Regions from separate parts of the Homo sapiens genome. Here region 1 is linked to region 2. Evidence: chromatin loops called from intact Hi-C (ENCODE). Cell type or tissue: heart right ventricle. All regions are shown on one strand.

The links. Peaks named below come from ENCODE experiments on the same cell type or tissue, not always from the same donor. Only the 100,000 strongest peaks of a DNase experiment are listed, where the experiment ranks them.
Region 1: it touches region 2 in a loop (2.5-fold over the local background); 15 of 110 quality-filtered maps call a loop at or near these places.

What each region holds. Positions count from the first base shown.
Region 1 is chr10:10,908,543-10,916,542 of GRCh38, forward strand. It overlaps a transcript of CELF2 not described here. Among named protein-coding and RNA genes, the nearest start is that of LINC00710, 40 kb to the right of the region's middle. In heart right ventricle, no CTCF peak of the experiment used is centred here; DNase peaks (open chromatin) are centred at 2,653, 3,029 and 5,840; H3K4me3 peaks cover 977 bases; H3K27ac peaks cover 5,166 bases.
Region 2 is chr10:10,795,105-10,803,104 of GRCh38, forward strand. It overlaps a transcript of CELF2 not described here. Among named protein-coding and RNA genes, the nearest start is that of LINC00710, 150 kb to the right of the region's middle. RefSeq lists enhancers at 2,771-3,465, 3,466-4,159. In heart right ventricle, a CTCF peak has its summit at 3,125; DNase peaks (open chromatin) are centred at 2,566 and 3,527; H3K4me3 peaks cover 2,671 bases; H3K27ac peaks cover 7,709 bases.

The DNA.
Region 1 (8,000 bases), 110 kb after region 2:
ATAAATACACTGTTGGAGAAAGGAAATAGGTTCTTTATCTTCAGGAGAAAGAAGCATTTTATTATGTGTTTATAGCCATTGTTCAGAAAATTAAAAAATAAAAACCAACATTAACAACAACAACAAAAAGATTCTTTCAAATCATATCAGAACAACCTTTATTTCTTTGCTATTTCCATAAGTGGCTGCTCAGAGCTTCCAACCTTGTAGCCAGAGACAGCTTTAACACAATTGCTGGTACTTTTGTTTGTTTGTTTTGTTTTGAGATGTAGTCTTGCCCTGTCACCCAGGCTAGAGTGCAGTGGCGCCATCTCGGCTCACTTCACCTTCCACCTCCCAGATTCAGCCGATTCTCCTGCCTCAGCTCCCGAGTAGCTGGAACTACAGGCATGTGCCACCATGCCAGGCTAATTTTTTAGTATTTTTAGTAGAGACAGGGTTTTGCCATGTTGGTCAGGCTGGTCTCGAACTCCTGACCTCAAGTGATCCCACCTGCCTCAGCCTCCCAAAGTGCTAGAATTACAGGCGTGAGCCACCATGCCTGGCCGCTGGTGCATTTTTTAAAGAGAAAAATAATGCATTTAACTGAGGGGAGCCCCATGTTCTGACTGTAGGTTGGAGGTAGGCCCAGGGAGAGGGAGGTCCTCTGAGGGGCTGTCCTTTTGACTGAGGTCACCGCAGCCACACTGCTGCCTAAAAGGGAGCAAATCTGTTCCTCACTTCAGGGTATCTGGGGGAGGCAAGAGAGGCTGTGTCCTTAGAAATGGTTTGTGTCCCTCAGAACCTTCATAGTACCTGGTAGGAGGAAATAATGTGGCCCCTACTTCATCACAGACAGCGGAAGTCCAGGGGCTAGGGTATCTTATCTCTTCATCTTTTCCATCAAACCACTTCATTCTGGATGGAGTCTTTCTGTGGCCGTCACAAAACTGCTTGTTCTTCTCCATGGTTTCTCTCTCCACCAGAACCTCCCGTGTTCCTTCTGCCCTGGTAGCTCTCACACAGACTCCTCTTTGAAGACCGTGGCTTTTGTGTTTTCATTTCTCAGAAAGAGAAGGAGCATCTCTAAGACAAAAATCTTCTTCCTCTTGTCCATGTTATCTGCTTTCTCAGTCACAAATATTGGCATTGGCTGTTAGGCGAATGAAGTCCCTTGATATCTGTTTCAGCAAAAACTCCCTTCCTGCCCTCCCCAAAAGGGAATCAGTGAAATGAGGTGGATAAAATCTCTTCCCATTACTTGTCATTATGTATTCATTTGTGTAAGTATTTGTGGCTGTGTCTTCTCCAGTAGACAGACAGCCTCATGAAAGAGGGGGCTCATGTTTATAAAGTTTCCTGTCTAATAATATCCAGCATGTAGAGATGGACACACAGTAGGAGGTGTAGAAATGTGTGTTGAACAAATGAATAAATGCTAATGAATTCAATACCAATACTTGTTGGTTGATGGATTAGGCCATTAGTCAAACATCACAATGCAGGCTGGTATTTGCAAATCCCTCTTTGATCCAGAAATTATCAAGAGTAGAGATGATTTTCTCTAATTAAGAGGACTTATTAGTGATATTATGTCCCTGGGAACTAATAGAGAAAAATTGGGCATTATTGCAAAATAGGCATCCTTTTAAACGAACTTATATAAAATTTTTGTTTTTGATTAATAATTATTTTGGTGTGTTTTTCCTTAAGAAGCCACGTATGAATTGCAGTGCAGCTTAGAGCACAATAATTCAGCAATATTAACTGCAGAGTTCTTTAATAAACTGATCCTCTCCCACTTGTACAAGCATATGATTTGAAAAAAATACACTTCTGTTGGTTTGTTTTGGAGAGATGTCACTTTGTTCACAAAGCTTTAAAGAAACACAGGCCAGTGCAGTAGTTCATGCCTGTAATCCCAACACTTTGGGAGGCCGAGGTGGGCAGATCATTTGAGTTCATGAGTTTGAGACCAGCCTGGCCAACATGGTGAAACCCTGTCTATACTAAAAAATACAAAAATTAGCCAGGCATGGTGGCATGCTTCTGTCATCCCAGCTAGCTACCTGGGAGGCCGAGGCAAGAGAATCGCTTGAACCTGGGAGGCAGAGGTTGTAGTGAGCCGAGATCGTGCCACTGCACTCTAACCTGGACTACAGAGTGAGACTCTGCCTCAAAAAAAAAAAAAAAAAAAAGAAAAGAAAAGAAAAAGAAACACAAGTAAATGTCTCGCATGTGCATTGTCTGTTTTTTCGGTTTTTGCTTTGACTTTTGCTTTTCAGTTCTGGGAGTACAAGTTGGTAAGTGAAACTTCATGTGACATTTCTAGGCTCTGAGACTATCTTCAAGAGCTGGTTACATTTGCGACTGCCAAAGTCTAAATGAGTGACTTTCAATGAGCAGGAATTGTTACTAACAGCCGAGTCAGGTACTTAGCGGCTCACATTGTCTAACTGTGGTAGAATTACAGAGCATATGGTGTATGATGCTTAACATGCAAACCCAAGCCTGCATAGGGAACATCCTCATAATGCCACTAGCAGTGTCCAAGACAGGCCTCCTCTTCTTGGGTGGGTTTCTGAGCTGCGTCTGAAGAGGACATTTCTGAAAGAAAGCAAACATAAGCCCTTCCCACTATCTCGAAATGACGGAAGGGACACCAGTGCCATTTGCACACTGGCTTCCCTTACAGATGCCAGCCAGGGCCGGATGGGCTCCTCTGCGGAGGTGATTAAGAGAAACCTTTGGCAGTTTGATTTTCAAGGCACTTGAGCACAAGGGCAGGGACAAAGGCACACACTTGTGGCTCTTTTATAGAAAGAATACTAAAATAATACAAGTAAATTGTGAGCCAAATAAAATCATAGCAAGGACTCTCAACAGGACTCCCCAAGTGAAAATGAAAGATGATCAGGAAGAGGCTGTATGTGTCAGTGATTAGATTCAATGAACCTGAACTGCAGCGATGCCTCTGACGGCTCCGACTGCAGGCCTGCCTCCTATCAGATGGAAGTGGCTCGTTCCAAGCACCGCGCAGTGCATTCCTGAGTATTGACTAAGGGATTTGTGCATGGGAGACCGGTTTCCCCACGGCAGCGCCTCTCCGCAAGCCTGGGCCTGGGGCCTGTCCGGACCTCCGTCCAGGCAGCGAAATCCCAAAAGTGTATGCAGTGATTTAAAGAGTAACTCCGCCTCCTGGACTTTATCTTGAAATCTGAGAGGTAGAGAAAGTTTCGTTCCTATGAATGTAGGCTAGGCAGAAGGAACTTACAGGAGCGCTCTTGGGAAACTGTTCTGAAAGCAGAACCACATCTGTGAATGTAGCTGGCTCATATTGCAATCATTTCCACCCAGGAATAGATCTGAGAGGCTGGCCTCTGTAGCGATGTAAAGTATCTCTTGTCGAAACCTACAGTTTTCTAAGTGATGTGGTGAGTTTATTTAAGGGTCTTGTTTTAGCTGATCAGCATTTTGAATGTACAAACACAGGCTGCCCTTCTTTTCTCTTAAATTACAACAATACCTAGTATCACCTGTTTCATACAGCAGGTACCCCGTAAATCTTGAGGAGAAGAAAGAAATGCAGTAGTGCAAAGGAAAGAAATGAGCATAAGAAAGGGAGGTGAGGATGGAAGCGGTTGCATTTAATGCAGTCACATATTCACAGAGTCACCGCATCAGAGAGGTCTCCCAGGACCACCCTGCATAAAATTACAGCCTCTGCCACCCTGCTTTTACTTTCTACCCCGCTACCTTGCTTCATCCTTCATAACATATTCTATATAATGTAGGAATCAATATTCATTTGCTTGTTTGGTTTTTGTCTATCTCCCACTTCTAGAATGTGAAGTTCCTAACAATGGGACTTACTTTTTTTTTTGAGATGCTCTGTCTCCAGGCTGGAGCGCGATCTCGGCTCACTGCAACCTCCACCTCCCAGGTTCAAGCGATTCTCCTGCCTCAGCCTCCCGAGTAGCTGGGACTACAGGCATGCACCACCATGTCCAGCTAATTTTTCTATTTTTAGTAGAGAGGGGGTTTCACCATATTGGCCAGGGTGGTCTTGATCTCTTGACCTTGTGATCTGCTTGCCTCGGCCTCCCAAAGTGCTGGGATTACAGGCGTGTGCCAGTGCGCCCAGCCAACGGGGCTTTTTTTGTTGCTGTTGTTCATTTGCTATAGCAGAAGCCAGAAGGGGTGCAGGAGTATACAGCATAGATAACATATCTGTGGCTTACGCATACTCCCCTGTTGTTCACATCCTGATGAAAAGCATGGGCTCCGGAGCTGGGATGCTTGGGCTGTGTTCAAATCCTGACTCTATCTGTCATTGCCTGCATGGCCTTGGGAAGTAACATAACATTCTTTTGTCTCATTTTTCTCGTCCTAACCATGGTGTAGTGATAGTAACTACTTCGTGAGGCTTTTCTAAGGATTAAGTGAGTGGACGCCTGTAAATGGCCTGGAATAGTGGCTGGTGTTAAAGAAGATTCCATTTGATGTGAACAGTTCCATGAATGTGTGTGTGCAATTGTAGATTTCACCATGTGAGAATAATTACTTGTGTTTGTATACAGACACACACACACACATTTTGATGTTTTAATCATGAGTGAAAATCAAGGAGGAATAAAAGTAGGAGAGAAGACATGAAGGCCAAAAAGAATGAAAACATAGTGATGAATGACCAGAGGGAAAATCAGAGTGAGGGGAAAGGACAGTGTCTTTAGATTTTGTTTAACAGAGAAGAAACTTTCATCTCTAAGGTGTTTGGGATTTTCCAGTGCTAAGGTTCACCACACAAGAAAAAAAATTAACTGTCCTGAATTAATATATATGCCTTTGTAATGATGTCTTTTTTTTTTTTTTTTTTTTTTTTTTTTGAGATGGAGTCTCACTATTTTTGCCCAGGCTGGAGTGCAGTGGCGCAATCTCAGCTCACTGCAACCTCCGCCTCCCGGGTTCAAGCGATTCTCCTGCCTCAGCCTCCCAAGTGGCTGGGATTACAGGCATGTGCCACTACGCCCAGCTAATTTTTGTATTTTTAGTAGAGATGGGGTTTCACCATGTTGCCCAGGCTGGTCCCAAACTCCTGAACTCGGGTGATCCACCTGCCTCAGGCTACCAAAGTGTTGTGATTACAGGTGTGAGCCGCTGCACCCAGCCTGTAATGATGTCTTTAAGCTAAGTTCTTGTTTATGTTTTATTTGAAAATGGATCCAAATTAAAAATGCCCACAGTTTGCCTCAAGCTAGTTGACAAAAGAAAGAAAGAGAGAAGGAGAGAGAGAAAGAAAGGGAGGGAGGGAAGGAAGGAAGGAAGGAGGGAAGGAGAGAAGGAAGGAAGGAAGGAAGGAAGGAAGAAGGAAGGGAGGGAGGGAGGGACGGACGGGGCAGGGGAAGGAAAGGGAAGGAAGAGAGGAAGGAAGGAAGGAAAAAGGGAAAGGAAGGAAAAAGGGAAGGGGAAGAGAGGGGAGGGGAAAAATCTGCTTGGTTGTAATACTTTCACTCCTAATTACAATAAAGAAAACCCCACACCTTCTACAACTAGAACATTAAATCATTTTTAGGACAGGCAATACAAATAAAATCTATTTTACCTTTTTTTAAAAAAAAAAAATGTTCTCTGTACTTTTGGGAAAAAAATTAAAGATACAGTTGGAGAAAAACATTCCAGGTCTTAAAAATATTTATCTTGCTGACACACAATTAGCATGGGGGCTCATGTCTTGTGTTTTACAGTTGTCAGCTAATTTTGGAAACTGGCAGAGGCTGCACAGAAATAGATGGTGTGCTCTTGCTTCAACACTTCCTAAAAAAAGAACTGCTCGCATAGTTCAGGAACGGGGAAGGACAGGAGATGACGAGGGAATGTTATTGCAGACAGCTGATAAAAGCTGGCATCACGCTTTGCACTGATGAATGCTCTACATATTTAAAATTAAAAGATTTTTTTTAAGGAATGCTAAATAATCTACCAAAACTGTGTCAGACACAGGGGACACTTGTCTGCTATCTTTTTCGGGATTTTTTTCCTTCAATAAAACTGAATTTATGCTGCAACTTCAAATTTGCGGAGAGCTTTCCTGTTGGTTCAGGCTGATGATCACACCAACGATGGTGTGGTGTTACTTTGACATCTGAGACACAGAGACCCTGAAGAGGTCAAATGAATTGCCCAAGGATATACAACTTATCAGAACCAGCACCTTCCATCACCTCATTCTACTTCTTAGTTGCTGGGACAGTTCTTTTTCTCTGAACATATAATTGCACTTTGTAGTTGTTTGCATCCTTGTTTTCATTCAATTTTTAGTGGTCTGGGCCAGGCATGATGGCTCACACCTATAATCCCAGCACTTTGGGAGGCCGAGGCGGGTGGATCACCTCAGGTCAGGAGTTGGAGACCAGCCTGACCAACATGGTGAAACCGCATCTCTACTAAAAATACAAAAAAAATTAGCAGGGTGTGGTGGCATGTGCCTGTAATCCCAGCTACTCGGGAGACTGAGGCAGAAGAAACACTTGATCCTGGGAGGCGGAGGTTGCAGTGAGCCAAGGTCACACCATTGCACTCCAGCGTGGGCGACAGAGTGAAACTTTATTTTAAAAAAAAAAAAAAAAAAGATTTTTTAGTGTTCTGCTTTTCACTTGAAATCAGATTATCTTGGTAATGATAACTAAGGAAAGGAAATTAGTACAATTAAACTCCAAATACTGCTATAACTATATCAGGCATTTTTTAAAAAATGAACTTAAGAGAGCAGAATTACCAGCCAGTAGAAAATGTCTATACACTCAAATTTATTAAGTGTTTGGTGTGTGCCAGGCACTGAGTATTCAACATCTTATATGAGCTGTGATCTTTGACTAAGAGTAGCCTTTTTTGTGGTTGTTTTTGAGATAAGATCTTGCTCTGTCACCCAGGCTGGAGAGCAGTAGAAGGATCACAGCTCACTGCATCCTTGAACTCCTGGGCTCAAGTGCTTCTCCCACCTCAGCCTCCAAAGTAGCTAGGATTATAGGTGCATGCAACCATGCCCACCTCATCTGTTTGTTTGTTTTTTCTGTTTTTGTTTTTGTTTTTGTTTTATAGGAAAGCAGTATTGCTATGTGGCCTAGACTGGTTTTGAACTCCTGGGCTCAAGCGATCCTCCTACCTCAGCCTCCCAAAGTGCCGGGATTATAGGTGTAAGCCACGGCACCCGGCCCTTAGGGGAGTTTTCAGTAGTAGATAAATGAAGAGTATTCATTACTTGGTGCCTTATACAGTTTCTTTTACTGGAATGTAAACACTTGGCAAGAAGGATCAGGATCTAAATTCATCTTAGTGCCTCTCAAAACATCCAGCATTGCCTGGGCTGAACGTAGATTAAGTGCTAATGAATATTTTGCATGAATAAATATTAGTCAGGAAATAAAGATGATTTACGCTTAGGAAGCAATGCTAATAATGGACATTGTGCCTATAAAAGGTCAATGAAAAATGCATGGTTTTTATGTCACCTGCTTTAAATCACCTCAGGTGGGTTATGACAGAGCATAATCTAGAAGCATGGGATATTCTGCTCAATTTATTTTCCTCAAGGGTTGCTTTACAAAAGGTATAAATTCATGAAAACATGTCACTAATTCAGATGACTGTTTAACAGTAGTAAACAGATAAAAACAAACAAATGGTCACCTGAAAAGCTCCAGTGTTTGTCGATTTGCTGGTCTCAAAAATGGTGACTGGATGATGACTCCTAGCTACATTACTGCAGTCAAATACAGTGGGGTGTTTTTGTCTGTTTCATTTTGTTAAAATTTGGAGCTACATGCACCAATGAAATCATCAGGTTTTCAGTAATCATGGACATCAAGTAATATCTGTAACTCTAATGTCAGTTTTTAGCACATGAGCGTGTAAAGCATAGTTTTCCCCGGCTGGGACTTAATACATGATGAACATGACTTTTCCCCAGCATCTATCTTTTGCTTTCAAGGTAGGGCCAACACCTTTGTCTTTGAATGTGTGAT
Region 2 (8,000 bases):
TGGCTTCTCCACCGAAGAAACCAAAGGAAGGGGGAGGGAGATCACAGAAATGTTAGCTCTATGAAAAGGAAAGTGACGAGACTTGTTGCTGGTACTATCAGGACAATCACGAATGTTGCATTATATGGATTCAACTTTTTTTTTTTTTTTTTTAACAGGGAACTCTCAGGAGAGGTGACTCTTTAAGAATCATTATGAATGCCAAAAAAAATTTTTTTTTTATGTAAAGGGGTAAATGTATCAAAATTGTGAAAAAGAAGACAAAGAGAATGAACTCTTACAATTTATAGAGTGACATGACGGAAAACTAATTTGGGGCTGAAGTTTATTAAGGCTGAACCTAACTCATTTTTATAAATAGAAAATTTACTGTTGCCTTTCTGTGTTACAGATAAATAGTTGGCCCAGTTTTGAACAAGGCAACATTTCTGTTTGTTTGTGTTTAGGAAGCACCCTCATTGTTGAAGATGAATTAATTGTCTTGATGGCCTATTTCTTAGTAGGAAACAGATCCATTAGGTGTGATCCATTGAAATCAGGAATGAAATACTTAGGGAAAAGGAAAAAGAAATTTGCAGTATGTGATAGCATGGAATTAATTTCCAGTATATGTAAACATAAACACACACACACTTGGACTTTGAAATTAAGAAAAAGGCAAAATATTCTGCCCTTCTTGGACTCAATGCATCCTTTAAAAGATAATTTCTCTCCTTCCTCTCTAAATACTTTTGGGAAGTGGGTTTCAAACGTTATCCTCCTAAACTCTAGGGTTTCTCTATAGGGTCTTAGGAGTGAATCGGTGAGACTCAGGGATTCCTCTTACCCATCCCTATCCTGATCCTAACCCCAACCCCATCCCCACCCCAGTGTCTGGGCGTAACAATAATTGTTATATTTTAGTTGTTCCCCGCAGTTGCCTTCTACCAAAGACCACTGAAGCTGATTTTCCGTTTATGGAAATGACTTTAAAAATCCCTTTTGAAAAGCCCCCAAGCAGATGGAAGAAGTGCTGTGTGGCGGTTACTCGCCAGGTCCACAGGCATCGCTTCTAAGTTCAGTGCCCTGAGAGCTCAGACCAGTTCCTTAATTTCTCCACACCCAAATGTCTTCATTTGCATTAACAAATGGGGAGTACAACTCATAACTTACCTCATAAACAAGTTGGTTATGAGGAGTGAATGAATCAACACACCTAATGAAATTAGAACCGTTCCTAGTACCTAGTAATACACTTCAGCTACTACTGTATCTGTTTCTGTACTTGGGCTTGGTACAAGATTTTATTTGAAGGAACATTCTACTGACTACCTTTAAAAAGTTTTTGAAAAGACAGCTGCTTTAAAATGGTATTTCATAATTTACAAAAATGGGTTTGTCCTTTTGTCCTTTGGCCAAAAGCCAAATCCCACCCTTTTCCTCCATTAACCCTGAACTCTAAGTGTTAAGAACTCATTTCCCTCCCTTCCCCAGACCTGAATCTCCCTGGTGCCGTGGGCTAAGGATGAGGATGATGTCATTATAGTTGCGGACACTATTTCATTATAATCTTTTGCTACTCTCTTGCTAACTTTCTAAAGGGAAAAACATTTCATTAATTATCAAAGCACCCGGAACCCTTTGGAGGTACACTCCGTATAAAAGCTATTATTATCACCCACATTTGGTGAAGTACTTGGAGATTAAAAGTGTTATGTAAATGTTTGCACATGATTACGCTGTGGTCTGAGATTCACAGTGGGATAACACAGCCCAGGAAGAAGCTTGAAGTCCCAGAAAGGCAATGATTTTTGTACGAGGTATGAAATTCTCTTTTAATTTTAGTCTAGAGACAGTTGCACTTCTGAAGAAAGTCATTCACAGCCATTAGGGAAAGTATCCATGACTGCTAAAGAGAAAACAAATCTAAACAGAGGGTTAGCTGCATATGTTAAGATCCACGGGTCCATGGAGAACAGGCTGGTAAGAAAGGGATTTACAATGCTGGGATAGGCGTTTGGAGTGGCAAAAACTTCCTGACAGTAAAAGTAGCCTGCTTCCAAAACCTGTGGGAGCATCTTCCCCCCAGGAAAGAACAGAGATTCTCTTTCTTAGAAGGCTCTGCTTGAAGGGAAGAAGTTGGGACCCTTCCTCCGGGCTGATGCTTTCAAGTAACAAGGACATGACAAAGCACTGAATCACAATATGTTTTCTTTCAGTCTTCCCTCTTCCTTCTCAGGGAAGTCTCTGGCTGGTGCAGGTATGTTCTTAACACTCTTAACATTGCGTAAACTCTCTTTGCAACAAAGAGAAAAAAAAAAAAGACCTAAATCAGAGCCTTTAGCTGGTCTCAGTGTCTGGGCATAATAATAATTGTTTTATTTTAGTTATTCCCTGCATTTGCCTTCTACCAAAGACCAGTGAAGCTGATTTTCCATTTATGGGAATGACTTTAAAAATCCCTTTTAAAAATAAGCGTAAGAAAAAGAGGAATTTAATATAAAGAAAGACTATCAAGTAAAGCTCATGTTGCAGGCAGCTGCAGCAGAAATCTTGACGGGCTGGCCAGCCATGGTCCGGAAGCCACTGGACCAGATGATTTCAAGGTCGGCTACTTCCAGGATCCTGAGGGCAGGAGGAAGAGCTTCAGCTGCGGAGGTCTTAGTTCAAACCAGGACCCTCCAAGCATAGAAGCCTCTGCTTAAGAGGCAGTGCTTATGAAAATAAGAAATCAGTACAGTCCCGAAGAACCCATACGGGGCGAAGGGATAAGGAGACAAACTATGAACAAACAGTACAGGAAAACAATACTGCCTGGATATCTTAAAACATCTCTCATGCACAATTTCAAACGAGTATTGGAAGGATGTTTGGTTTTCAGTAAATGACAAGATACACAAGGTGGGGGGCGAGTAGGGGGTAGCCTATACCCTTTTCTCTTTATGTTTAAAGAGATTCTGCATTTCCTCCTTCATGTTATTTAAAAACACAAGAAAGCCAGCAAAGGGTGGGGGAGCAGTGTAGCAAAAAATCCCTGCCAGAAAACACACAGTAAAGTCTAGCTTGTTTGCAGTCCTGTTCCAAATTATTTTTAAAAAACAAATCCCAGCAGTAAAGTAGTTACAGCCTCTGAGGGTAGCTCTAAGCCCAGTGTCAGAGTCCCAGAGCCTAAGCCACGAAAAAAGGAGGAAAGAAACCTAACCAGTCTCCTGCCAGGAATAAGAAAAGCAAAATCTCCGAGGCAGGAGAAATACCCCCAAGGAGGGGAAGGCTGCAGCTTGCAGTAATCTGCGAATGATTGCTGGTAAAGTCCAGAGGCTTCAGGCTTGATCTGTGTTTGTTCCCAAAGAAAGCCAAGGAGGACGGTGTTAATAAAGAGAGATTTAAGTGAGAGCTGTGCTTGGAATAAAGTGGGCTACAAAAAGGTCAAATTTGATCAGTTGGAGCAGATTACCGGGGCTTTAAAAGGTGGTGTGGAGCTGGGAGCCGGGTGTGGGACGGAGGAGAGCGCAGGATTGATTTGCGGGGTGGAGAGAAGTCAGGAAAAGTGCGTGTCAGCCCGGGAAGGAGGGAGCCGCGGGGCGCCAGGGCCCGGCCTGGGTCCAGAATCCTCCGTCTGTTCCCCAGCACCCCATCCCCGCCTCCTCCTCTCCGGACTCGCCCTCAGCCGGCTCCTAGACAATGGTTTCCTTGGTCTCTGACTTGGATCCTCTGAAAAACTGGAAAGTTTTAAGGTAGGCCTGCTTTGCTTTCTCTTGCATCCTGGTTTGAGTTCATAGCCAAGGCCCTGCTCCCGCCCCACACCTGTGCAGAAGTGGTTGGGGTTGCTTGAAATGCACCTTGTGGGGTTCAGGGATGCGCAGATCTGCTAGTGGGAAGACTGTTCGGAGGCAGAGGTGTAAGGAGTGGCCTGTGAACGTGAGGTCCTCCAATTTCACCCCAGGGGGGAGGTCGGGAAGCCTTGGCAATGAGGGAGGACAGTCTTATTTAAATGACACCAGCTGACTCGCTGGAAGGAATCCTCATATTGAATTTTTGGGCTTCAGGGGGGCATTAAAGGTGTGAGGTGGAATGTGGTCAACTTTCTGGGACTTCAGATAGAAGAGCGAAATTTGGCCAGGTGCGGAGGCTCACATCTATAATCCCGCACTTTGGGACGCCAAGGTGGATGGATCCCTTTGAGGTCAGGAGTTCGAGACCAGCCTGGCCAACATGGCAAAACCACCCCTGTCTCTACTAAAAATACAGAAATTAGCCAGGTGTGGTGGTGGGTGCCTGTAGTCCCTGCTACTTGGGAGGCTGAGTCAGAAAAATCGCTTAAACTTAGGAGGTGGAGGTTGCAGTGAGCAGAGATCACACCAGTGCACTCCAGCCTGTGCAACAGAGTAAGAATCCATCTCAAAAAATTTAAAAAAAGAGTAAAGAAAGGAAAAGCGAACTTTTCCAGAAAGCCTTATTAGGGCCCTTGAAGGGTCAAGGGAAACTTGGTTTCCTCCTCTGACCTCTCCCCTACCCCCACCCCCACCCCCAGGCCTCAGCTTATGGTGAAACTGAATGGGCAGAATGTATGACATAAAGTCTTTCTCTGAATGCTCCTAAAAAAGTGCACTCTGACCTCCTCATCTCTCAGAGGCCCAGAAAAATTAGAACACAAGGAGCTAGAAAGGGCAGAGTTCATGCATCCTGTCTAAGCTGACTACCTTGGCAGAGTTAATTCTTGGGCTTCACTGACTGTAAATGGTATTTCCTAGCAAATGCGTTTTTGGCAATTTTTGAAATATGAAAATGTTCAATTGAGGGATTTTTGTTAAAAGTGGTTCTGCACAGTGTCATGTCTTCCAAATACCTTCCCCAAAACATGGCTTCATAGGAGCTAGACCAGAACCCAAACAGGAAATACAAATGAGGAGAAATGTGCGGACGTTACTGGAACTTCTTTTTCCTGACATTTGTGTTGTATTAATTTGCTAAGTTTTTATTTCCTATTCATGACTCTGTCTTCATGTTTGTCTGATTTTGTTATTTTTAAGAACAAGATTATAGAAAAGAGCAAATTTAAAAATTGCCAATACCCATCTTAATTATTTTCTTTTTAAAAAGTACTGCATGTCATATTCTAGAACTTTCCACGGATGCTTTTTGCACATCAGGTAGTATGTGCTATTTTATAATCTGCTGTTTCCAGCTAACATATCAAACGTGTTTTCATGTTTCTGCCTAACTTTCATAACCGCCATTTTAATGGCTAAATAAAGCACCGTAATATTAATGTACATTTTTTTTTTGAGATGCAGTTTCACTCTTGTTGCCCAGGCTGGAGTGCAGTGGCATGATCTCTGCTCACTGCAACCTCCACCTCCCGGGTTCAAGCAATTCTTCTGCCTCAGCCTCCCAGATAGCTGGGATTACAGGTGCCTACCACCATACCTGGCTAATTTTTTCTATTTTTAGTAGAGACAGAGTTTCACCATGTTTCCCAGACTGGTCTCGAACTCCTGACCTCAGGTGATACACCCTCTTTGTTGAAAATTTAGATTGTTTCCACTCCTTAATTTGTACTAACAACAACATAATGAACATCTTTGTGTACCTGGCTTTTTACTTTCGTTAAATAATTACCAGGATTTCTTGATGAAAGCTACATTTTCATGAGTCCTTCAGTGATTTTTTTTCTGTTGCATGTTTAAACTTTATTTTTAACTATCGAAAAATGGTAAAGTGCTTCTTTAAATGTTCTTAGGATACATCTATTAGAATAAATGATGCTTTCCTTTTTTTTTAAACTGGATTACTAACCTGTCTCTAAAACTGAAACACTTCCTACAAGTGCTTTCAAACAATTTTTCTCAGGCGATTAACTTACTATTATTACATCAGTGGATAAGGCAGGCTGTAGCTCTAAGAATGTATATGACTACGGTTATAGATTTTGAAACATGTATCGCCCCCAAAGGCATTTTTAGATAATGATCTCAAGTCTTAACCCGTTTTTAAAAAAAAAACAGTGAGAATGTTGTTTTTCCCCTAAACATGCCCCAAATTTAAGTGAAGCTTAGTTTTGCTAGAGTAAGTGAAGTTTCAGAAACTTGGACTGGCAAGACCTGGGAAAGAGAAACATTTTTACATTGACTCCTTTGGCTACACCAAGTTCATTCTGTCCACACCTCTTCTTGGCAAGCATTATTCCACTGGCTTTTTAACTGTGTGTAATCCTTTTCTGAGGTCAGGAACCATAAAGGGATAGAGTTTATAAATTGCATTTTAAATTCCTTAATTGTTTACAACAAGGCATCCTTTTGGCTAATTTTGCTTCATTTAACGGTTTACTTGCCACCAATAAGTCTCTGCCTATAATATGTGGAAGAAGCAAAGATAAAACACAGCCTGATAAATGGGTGATCTAGCAGGAGAATGAGGTGTGTACTCTAACGCCACATAGCACGGTTGTTAGCAGGGTTGTCTGTGATCTGAGTTATGTCAATAAAATGCTTTAGAAATCCAGAGAATGGCGTGAGAGGCCCCATTCTGGTAAAGAGAAAGAGCAGTTACTGTCCTCATCTGATTAACAAATGAGTAGAACATTTGATATGTAAAGCATATTACAAGGCAAAAAGGCCTTTAAACCCACGTAACCTGGAAGATCCTCATGTGTTTGGTCCAGGAGCTCAGTCTAGAGTTCTGCCAAACCTGTTGCTCCTAAAAAGTCATCAAAAGGCACAATTTTAAAACCTGCTTATGCCACAATATAGTGTTTTAGGAGATGATCTGTTTGCAGTGCACAATTTCAGGTTATAAGCCTTTCTCAAGAACTGTCTATTTGAAATCGCTCCATCCTTGTTCCATTTTGTTACATGGAGAAACCAGGGGTGGTCGTAGTGCTACTGCCTGTGTTTTAATGACTGTCTACCCCAAGGGACATAAAAGAAACCTAATTTTCACCAAAAGACATGCCAATAATTTTCAACATTCTCCCATTTGACTCCTCGGAAAGTACAAACACTCCAGCTGCATTCAAAGAAAAAAATTCAAAAGCTAAATAAAGTATTCTTGGTACACAGAAGAAAAAAGTTGACACTGTATTAGACCTATGATTAAAAGAATAAAATAGGCTGGGCACAGTGGCTGACACCTTAATCCCAGCACTTTGGGACACCGAGGCAGGCGGATCATGAGGTCAAGAGATCGAGACCATCCGGGCCGACATGGTGAAACCCTGTCCCTACTAAAAATACAAAAATTAGCTGGGTGTGGTGCCACGCACCTGTAGTCCCAGCTACTCAGGAGGCTGAGGCAGGAGAATTGCTTGAACCTGGGAGGCAGAGGTTGCAGTGAGCTGAGATCGTGCCACTGCACTCCAGCCTGGGTGACAGAGCGAGACTCTGTCTCAAACAAACAAACAAAAAAAGAATAAAATAAACTTGAACATATGCTGAGTGCAACAAGATGAGATGTTTATAGATAAGACTTGAGAGAAAAAAAAGTTGACAGGAGAATTAAGCAGGGAATGGGACCCAGAATATCTGGTGTCTCCTTTACCCATGCATAAGCCCTAAGTCACCTCTGGGGAAGGATTAAAAACCCCAAATCAAGTTTAACTCTCCCATTTAGAGACAAGGGAATAGATGAATTGACTAAAGGAAGTCATAGAACTCATTAGCACTGCAAGCTGTTGCCAATTCCTCTTCCAACTCCATCCTCTCTCCTGAGGAATGTCCTTCCCCACCTCCACTTCTGTCTCCCTTTCTCCTTCAGCTTTCAGACAGCTCAGTCCAATTGCATGCCTTAAAGATGTCAAAAGCTCAACAGGTTATAAACTCTATCTATAATGTCCCCCCAAGAACTCACTGGTTTCCAGCTCTAGTAGGTTCATGAGTCACAGTGATCTAGCCAGGTACTCAAACTGGAAAGTTAGGCAGTCTCCCTAATCCCCCATTTTCCGTCTTAATTTATATCCAAACTATTGCCAGCTCCTACTGAGTTTGACTCCTAAGCACCTAGTGACTCTGTCCACTTTTTTCCAC